2 separate regions of the Homo sapiens genome follow, and region 2 is linked to region 1. The links are chromatin contacts, found by Hi-C or POLR2A ChIA-PET in ENCODE. All regions are on one chromosome and are shown on one strand. Each heading gives the region's core, a stretch centred on a gene start or an enhancer-like site at or near the end of the contact. The rest is flanking DNA. Distances are from core to core; before and after follow the strand shown.

What was found. Hi-C counts contacts between places; a loop is a spot of excess contacts on that map. ChIA-PET counts read pairs that join two places held with the same protein, here RNA polymerase II (POLR2A). Pooled maps may share reads with other maps.
Region 2: a loop to region 1 is called in a pooled map, with 17 times the contacts of the local background. The contact joins the promoter of ATP23 here to the promoter of RXYLT1 in region 1. A Hi-C loop is called at or near these places in 1 of 37 single-sample maps with no recorded cell type and 7 of 50 pooled maps. POLR2A ChIA-PET finds 5 or more read pairs at or near these places in 1 of 52 experiments (naive thymus-derived CD4-positive, alpha-beta T cell).

The regions. Positions count from the first base shown.
Region 1 is chr12:63,778,477-63,782,820 of GRCh38, forward strand. RXYLT1 (ribitol xylosyltransferase 1) reads left to right here and starts at 1,433. Exons shown (of 6, transcript NM_014254.3): 1 at 1,433-1,653; 2 at 2,543-2,698. The coding sequence starts at 1,485. RefSeq lists silencers at 1,252-1,481, 1,498-1,773, 1,502-1,801.
Region 2 is chr12:57,938,407-57,942,864 of GRCh38, forward strand. It overlaps ATP23 (ATP23 metallopeptidase and ATP synthase assembly factor homolog), which reads left to right and starts at 3,161. Exons shown (of 6, transcript NM_033276.4): 1 at 3,161-3,482. The coding sequence starts at 3,296. RefSeq lists enhancers at 3,030-3,839, 4,296-4,458.

The DNA of each region.
Region 1 (4,344 bases), core at 183-2,682:
TACATTTTTAAAAGCTTATCATCAAATTATGCAGTCATTTGCAGTTTGAGGTAAAACAACTCCTTCATTTTCATGGCCCTCTCCCCTATTCAAGATGACATCAACTGCATATTAGTTTTACCTTGTATGCATTTCTCAATAGTAAAACCATTAGTCAGTAGCATCTGAATGTACATTGATACAGTGGGTGTTTTGTGGTAATTATAAGGTAATTACTTCCTATCCTTAAATAATTGTCATTTCCACAAACAAACAAAATAGGATAAACAACAATACAGCATACATAAAACAACTGCCATCTCCCTAAGACACCAGAATAGCCTGTTAATCAAGGAAAGCTAAATTTATTAAATCTACTACAGTAAGGGAGGCCACACTTTGACAGAAGCTTGGCAGTCTCAGAAGGAGAAGGTTGGGGGTGATATTTATAGGATTTGGGGAGTCTGAGCAAAAATGGTTTAAAACAGGTCTTTTGAGGCAGGGAACTGTTTGGGGGATTGGGTAAAGTGTTTGACCTAATAGTTTAGGGTCGGTGCTAGAGTGACCAATTTTACTGATTTCCTAGGACTTTCTCAATTTTAGCACTAAAAATCCTCCAACTGGAGAATCCTTACAGTCCTGGGCAAACTGGGACCATTGGTCACCCTAATTAGCAGACATACCGTCGCAAGACTGCTGGGTAATTTGAACAGTAGTACCAGAGCAACTGACAAAACATTGTAGCCCATCTTCCCAAGGCTGGATACAAAGTTTTCTGAAGCATTCACATTTACAGCCTCTATTTGACAAAATACTGCATGCCTATGTGCGTTCAACTCACATAATAATGAAACTTAACTTTAAAAATGTTTTTATTGCAGTAAGGTATATAAAACATGAATTCGACAGTTTAACTATTTCTATGCATACAAGTGAGTGGTATTAATTACATTCACAATGTTAAGCGACCATCATCACTTAATTTTTTTAAAGGACGTTTATATTCACTCATCTATCAACGTAGTAGGCACTGTCCTAGGCGCTAGGGATTCCATGCAGAGCAAAAAACGTCACAGTCCATGCCTTCACATGGCCTTCATGGACCACCGCGGGTGTTCTTTTTCCCCCGAGTCTTTATGTACTTGGGAAAAGTGGCCAGGGTTGAAAGGTGCAATGAGTACACGGCAGAGGTCAGAGAGGTTCCCACTCAGCCCGGCGTCTGGAAGCAGCGTGGGGTAGGGGCCGCTCCAGTACCCCCTCCTCCAGTGTCGAAGGTGGGCAGGCCCTCGGCCGGGTGGATGAGCCGCGACTGGAGGGGGCGGGGCCTGGGCGGGAGGCGGGCGGTGGGCGTGTCCGGGGCGGGGCTGTACCGGGCGCTGGGCGGAGGAGCCTTGGCTGGGGACTGCCTGGAAACGGGCTGGGCCTGCCTCGGACGCCGCCGGTGTCGCGGATTCTCTTTCCGCCCGCTCCATGGCGGTGGATGCCTGACTGGAAGCCCGAGTGGGATGCGGCTGACGCGGAAGCGGCTCTGCTCGTTTCTTATCGCCCTGTACTGCCTATTCTCCCTCTACGCTGCCTACCACGTCTTCTTCGGGCGCCGCCGCCAGGCGCCGGCCGGGTCCCCGCGGGGCCTCAGGAAGGGGGCGGCCCCCGCGCGGGAGAGACGCGGCCGAGGTAGGACTGGGTCGGCGGCTTCCTTCCGGCTCTGCGCTCCTGGCTGGGGCTGCTGGGCGGCTGGGGCCGGGTCCCCGCACCCGGCTCTCAAGTCCGGGATTACCCGCAGGGCCTGAGAAGCGCTTTGCCCCCTACAGCCTCTCGAGCCAGCCCTTGGCTCGGAATTGGAGAATGGTCCTCATTCTTACCCAGATCTCACACGCCGTCCCCGCTCCCGATCCCAGGGGGTGACAGGCGCGCACGCCTTTCAAACACGTGTTAAAATCCAAGACGTCGTCTCAAATGCCAGAGATTTGCGGGAATGCTCCTGGAAGGCCTCAAAATCGCCGCAAGGTTTAAGACATCCGTTTCCATGTTGAAACAAAGCCCTCTCTAATCCTGCAGTGACCATAAGGCAGACTTTACCTCCAAATTCTGGTCCCCTGTCCTGTGTTTTAACTTGTGTTAAGATCAGACTCGGCTTTCTCTTTCCCTTTATTCAGAATTTTGCACGATAGTATCTAAGACTGGTGAACACTACACTCTGAAGTCAGTTTTTTGTGCATAGGTTACCTGTATACAATGGATAAAAATAATTGCAAAAGTTAAGCTTGTAACTTGATACATATTATCCTGTTATTTTTAAAGGTTTTGTGTTGGGGAAGAGAATTTTCCTGTCTCAAGGTAGCATTTTATTTCTAAGACTTTTCAGAGTAAAAAAAGTTCAGTAAAAAAATTGCTGATTTTCTTTTTTGTTTTCATTGTGTATTACCAGTTTAAATTCAGTTGCTGTACCTCTCAGAAATTAAAGTTAGGATGAAATTAGAACTAACACTTAATTTAAATGATTTGAATTTACCTACAACTGCAATAATACCTTACTGGTAAACACTTACTCTTTTTAAAACAGAACAGTCCACTTTGGAAAGTGAAGAATGGAATCCTTGGGAAGGAGATGAAAAAAATGAGCAACAACACAGATTTAAAACTAGCCTTCAAATATTAGATAAATCCACGAAAGGAAAAACAGATCTCAGTGTACAAATCTGGGGCAAAGCTGCCATTGGTAAGTTAATACGTAGAAGGAAGACATGTAAAAAGCATTATAAAATGTATTTTATTGATATGAAATTCATTTTAATATAATTTATTTCATAATTTGTTAATTAAGGCATCATGATATATTTTTTCGCTTTTTGTCAATAATTCCTTTCTCCTTCCAATTAGACAACATCTGTTTGTAAATGTACACACATACATATTCCACTGTTGGTCTTTAGCAGAGCACAGCTTCATTTATTGATACATTGAGTAGGCTGTATAGTGTCATTAGATTGCAATGCATATGTCAACTGAATTTTCATGAATCTGTGTATTTTTTGGACACTTGATACACAAGTATAAGATGTGGCCCCTGCCCTTGATGGCCAAACACATTTGGGAAACACTGAAGAGTACAAAGTTAAACAAGGTTCTTCATTGCAGGCCTTTCTCAAGAGCCTTTAATATGACAATGTTCATTGTATCAGCGAAGGAATATATTATAGTATGTAGTTGATTAAACTTGATTGACCACAGAAGCATTTTTGCTGTGAATATCATGAGAGTGTAGTGTTCTAAGATATATATTATGCTCAATTAGAGAATGGGGCCCTGAGGGTTTAAAGAGTCACAAAGAATTTAGTGACTTAGAAAGCGCTTTATGTGGCCTTTGAACATGAGTTGGGTTTATGTACAATAAGGCATATGGATAGAAAGTACCAGATGAGAGGAAAATGTACAGAGCATAGTGCTCTGCTCATGGTATTTCATAAATTCGTTCATACTTACATACAAGTATATATCCTAGAAGATTACTACCAACCTCTAAATTTCAAGTACCTGAAACCAGGCCTTCAATCATCAAGTTCTAGCCATTATTTTTTAAATAAAGTCTCTAATATTGATTTCTTCTTTTAAATCTCAGATTTTCATTTCCAGACTTCTCTCTTTTCAATCTGATAAGTGCAAAGTGGCCAAGTGAATTTCATCAAATGCTACCTTTTTTTTTTAACACCTCTGCTAGCAGGAAAAATGCTACTTTGATCAGCCTATTCTCTAGACACAGTTATAAAATACCGTTATAGAAATTCCCATTCAAAAGGGGAGAAAAATTGAAGTAAAAAAGTGTCACTGGTCCAAGCAATTTTGAAATCTAAATTTCATCTAAATGGCCAGCTCCATTAGATGATATTGCAGGCCTAGGAATAATCTATAGGTTGTACAGCTTTGCCCTCTGGCATCTCAGCCACACTCTTGAAGTCATCTTTTCCTTTTTCATAAAAAGTAGCACAAGTTTGCAGCTTCGTAATTTTATCAGCCTGTTGACAGCTGGTAAAATTTTCAGAGCCCATCAGCCTTCTTTCATTGTGACCTCTTGCTGTCTTTTTTAGTCCAAGCTGGCAGCGTTTCTGCTCATAAAACATTCTGAAGAACCTTGTGGGCCCTCTGTGTATGTCACAGGATTCACTCCATTAGATGGGAAGCTCCTCTGCAGATCTTTTCTGAGTAATCCCATCTCCATTTCTGGCTTCTGCTGAGATGGCTGAGGAGACCTGTAAGTCACATGTATAATCTCTTCAAAGAGCCCTTTGTGTGAATGAATATTCAGATCTTCTGATCCTTCTGAGGCACTAGCAAAAGGTTGTGCAGCCACATCCTTGGTCTTGTTTC
Region 2 (4,458 bases), core at 1,911-4,410, 5.8 Mb before region 1:
GTTGCAGCTTTTGGTTTGTACGTTTTTACTTATTCCTGTAGCTGAAGGGTATTGCAAATAGTATCCAGAAATAAAGCCACATACCTACAACCAACTGATCTTAGACAATGACAACAAAAACATATAATGGGAAAAGACACTCTATTTAATAAATGGTGCTACACAAAGTGGATAGACATGCAGAGGAATGAAACTGCACCCCTTTCTTTCACCATATACCAAAATTAACTCAAGATGAATTAGAGTTAAATTTAAGACCTGAAACAATAAAAACCCTAGAAGAAAACCTAGGAAAAACTCTTGTGGAGATTGACCTAGGCAAATAATTTATGAGCAAGTCCTCAAAAGCAAATGCAACAAAAACAAAAACAGACAAATGAGTTTCATTAAGCTAAAAAGCTTCTGCATAGTAAGATAAAGAATCAAATAACCTACAGAATGGAAGAACATATTTACAAACTGTGCATCCAACAAAGGACTAATATCCAGAATCTACAAGGAACTCAACCAGAAAAAACTAAATAACCCTATTCAAAAGTGGGCAAAAGACAGGAATAGACATTTCTCAAAAGAAGACATACAAGTGGCTAATAAACATGATAAACTTCTCAACATCACTAATCATCAGAGAAATGCAGATTAAAACCACGGTGAGATACCATCTTGCACCAGTCAGAATGACTATTATTAAAAAGTCAAAAAACAACCCGATATTGATGAGAATTCAGAAAAAAGAGATTGCCTATACACTGTTGGTGGGAATGTAAATTAGTACAACCTCTGTGGAAACTAGTATGGAGATTTCTCAAAGAACTAAAAATAGAACTACCATTTGACCCAGCAATCTCACTACTGGCTACCCAAAGGAAAACAAATTGTGACTGGGTGTGGTGGCTCATGCTTGTAATCCTAGAGCTTTGGGAGGCTGAGGCAGGAGGATCACTTGATGCCAGGAGTTTGAGACCAGCCTGAGCAATATAGCAAAAAACCTCCATCTCTACAAAAAATTAAAAAGTTAACCAGACATGATGGTGCATGCCAGTAGTTCTAGCTACTCGAGAGACTGAGGTGGTAGGATTGCTTAAGCCCAAGAATTCAAGGCTGTGGTGAGCTATGATTACGCCACTGCACTCCAGCCTGGGTGACAGAGCAAGAACCTGTCTCTGAAAAAGAAAAAAAAAAGAAGAAATTGTTATGACAAAAAGACAAAGACATAGAATCAACCATTAACCTAAGTGTCCACCAACAGATGGTTAAAGAAAATGTGGTTATGCATACACCACGGAATACTATGCAGCCATAAAAATAATGAAATCATGTCTTTTGCAGCAACATGGATGGAGCTGGGGGCCATTATCCTAAGTGAAATAACTCAGAAGCAGAAAATCAAACACCCCATGTTCTCACTTATAAGTGGAAGCTAAAGACTGAGTGCACGTGGACATACAGAGGGGAATAATAGACACTGGGGACTCCAAAAGTGGGGAGAGTGGGAGGGGAAGGGTGAGGGTTGAAAAATTAACTATTGGGTACAATGTTCACTGTTTGGGTGATGGGTACACTAGAAGCCCAGACCTCACCACTACACAATATATCTGTATAATAAACCTACACATAAACCACCTGAATCTATGTATTAAAAAAGAAAGCATGAAAAAAATCCAAATAGTATTTCAAATGTATATAGGCTATGGTCCATTTCTAGGCATATCTAGCCTGCCTTCAGTATTCCAAACTAATCACACTGAATTGTAATGGCTTAGTTTTCCATATGTGTGTTTTAGTTCAATAACTGGATTGAAAGCTAGTTGTGTGGTCCTAGATAAATTATTGAATTTTGCTGAGCCCACTTTATCTGCAAATTAGAGATAATACTTACTTTGCAGGGTTGTAGTGAGGATTGGAAATAATGTATCCAAGGTGAATTTAATTAAAAAGTAGTTACTTTTTTTTTGACTTCTGGCTTTAATAGTCTATGTACATAGGAGTTGTTTGTATTTTTATAATATTCCAGATGAATGACTATCCTAGCATCCCACTCAATTTAGATATTGAGCATCTATGACACATAAAGCACTGTTCATAACCCTAAAGGCCTGCTGAGCCTATATTTTTCAGATATGTTTCTTACATAAACCACATGCTGCTCTTCATCTTTAGCAATTTTCTTAGTCATGTGTTTCCTCAGTCTCTTACACCTTGCCTGGCCCATCATAGTAGGTGCTGAATAAATGTGTGAGCTGAGTGGAATAATTTAGTAGGAAAAGAGAAACACACAAATTGGATAAAACCTGGCAGGCTACGATGAAAATGATTAACAGGTACAAAGTGCTTTGTACATTGGGAGATCAGGAGACATTAATTTTGATTAAGGTATCTGGGAATGCCCTGTGGAGTAGGCAGATTTGACCTGGGCCCCAATCATAGGGGCTGAGGCAAGGAGCTTAAAGATGGAAATGACAGTATGAGTTAAGGCTGAGAGGTAGAAGTAAACAGGGTGCGCTTTGTTATCAGGGAGTTATTGGTGGGGGGTGGGGCAGAAGAGTAGGGTAAACGAATGGGTACAGGTGGGAAGAAAAAATGTAGTTGGTTCCTACATTTTGAGGATTTTGATGTGACTAGTCATTCTTTATAGTTTTAAAACGTTTCTGAAAAACACTGCTTTCAATATGGCCAGAGGCATCTTTGGGCAGAGTGGATCTGAGGGATGGCAGGGGTCGGGAAAGTGGCGGGCCAGAAATGACAACTGGCTTGCCCCGGAAGAAGGCAGGGAGTGGGAGGATGGCCGAGACCTTCGGCGGCACAAGAGCAGTTAGTGGCCAATATTCGCCCCGAGGTGAGGAAGGAGTGTCTGCGAGGAGGCGGGACACCCTTAGAGCTCAGCAGGCAGCAGGAAGCTGCAGAACAACGCTTATAAAGACATGTCACCCACACTGGGAGGGCAGCAGCGAAATCCGCGGCAGCCGGGTTGTTACAGCCTTTGAGGGAAGTCGCAAGACCCAGCTCCGCCCAACAGCATCGGGCCCCGCGCCCCGCCCCATGCCCTCGCCCCGCCCCTCATCCCTCGCCCCGCCCCTCGCCTCTCGCCCCGCCCCTCGCCTCTCGCCCCGCCTCCCGCGCTCCCCGTCAGGTTCAAAGCCCCCTCCCGCCTAACGTCTTCAGCCCAGCCAGGCTGCCCTTCTTCCCTGCGGAGGGAGGGCCTGGGCGGTCGCGTTGGCGGGAGGGAGGTTACCTTTCCCAGTCTCGCTCTGGCCGCCTGAGCCAGGAGGAAGCAGCGGCGAGGTCTGCGGGAGGCATGGCGGGAGCTCCGGACGAGCGCCGGCGGGGCCCCGCGGCAGGGGAGCAGCTGCAGCAGCAACACGTCTCTTGCCAGGTCTTCCCCGAGCGTCTGGCCCAGGGGAATCCCCAGCAAGGGTTCTTCTCCAGCTTCTTCACCAGCAACCAGAAGTGCCAGCTTAGGCTCCTGAAGACGCTGGAGACAAGTAGGAGCCATGACCTGGAGGCTGTGGTTCCACAGAATGGGTCTGAGACCGGGTGGGCGAGGAAGGGCCTGGGCAACACCTGGCCAGGGGCTTCAGGTTCAGCACAGAGTCTAGACAGACTGGGCATCATGGGGGCTGGGTTGGGAGCCTGAGGCTCAGTTTCCCCACTAGAGGTGGCGCTGAGACCCTTTTCGTCGCTGTTTTTGGCTTGTGGAATGAATTTGTCTGCCCTTTTTTGTCACTCACTGTTGTGACAGATCCTCCGATTTCTTACATAAGTTATGCAGCCACACTGTGACTTCAGGGTAAGGGTGAGGCCAAGTTTTAAAGTGCCAGCCAGGTTAATTAAGGCACACAAAGGCTGTAAAAATGTAAAAATGTAATTAAGGCATACCAAGGCTGTAAAAATATAAAAGCAGTTTTGCAAACCTACCGTTCCTTGGAAGTGGTTCATGCATGAATGGGCTTCAGAGCGTAGAAATCCCTGAAATGGTCTGTGAAATCGTGTGTATGTGTGTGTGTGTGCCCCTAAGTGCATTTTTTTTTTTTTTTTGAGACGGAGTCTCGCTCTGTCGCCCAGGCTGGGGTGCAGTGGCGCGATCTTTGCTCACTGCAAGCTCCGCCTACTGGGTTCACGCCGTTCTCCTGCCTCAGCCTCCCGAGTAGCTGGGACTACAGGCGCTCGCCACCACACCCTGCTAATTTTTTGTATTTTTAGTAGAGACGGGTTTTCACCGTGTTAGCCAGGATGGTCTTGATCTCCTGACCTCGTGATCTGCCTGCCTCGGCCTCCCAAAGTGCTGGGATTACAGGCGTGAGTCACTGCGCCCGGCCCAAAGTGTATTTTTTTTTGGTCGGGGGAGAGAGTTAATAGCTTCATCATATTCTCAAAGAGGCCAACGACCCCACAAAGGTTAAGAACTGCTGTGGGTTAAACAGGGACACAACTGCCCATTGACAAATTTCTCTCCCGTCC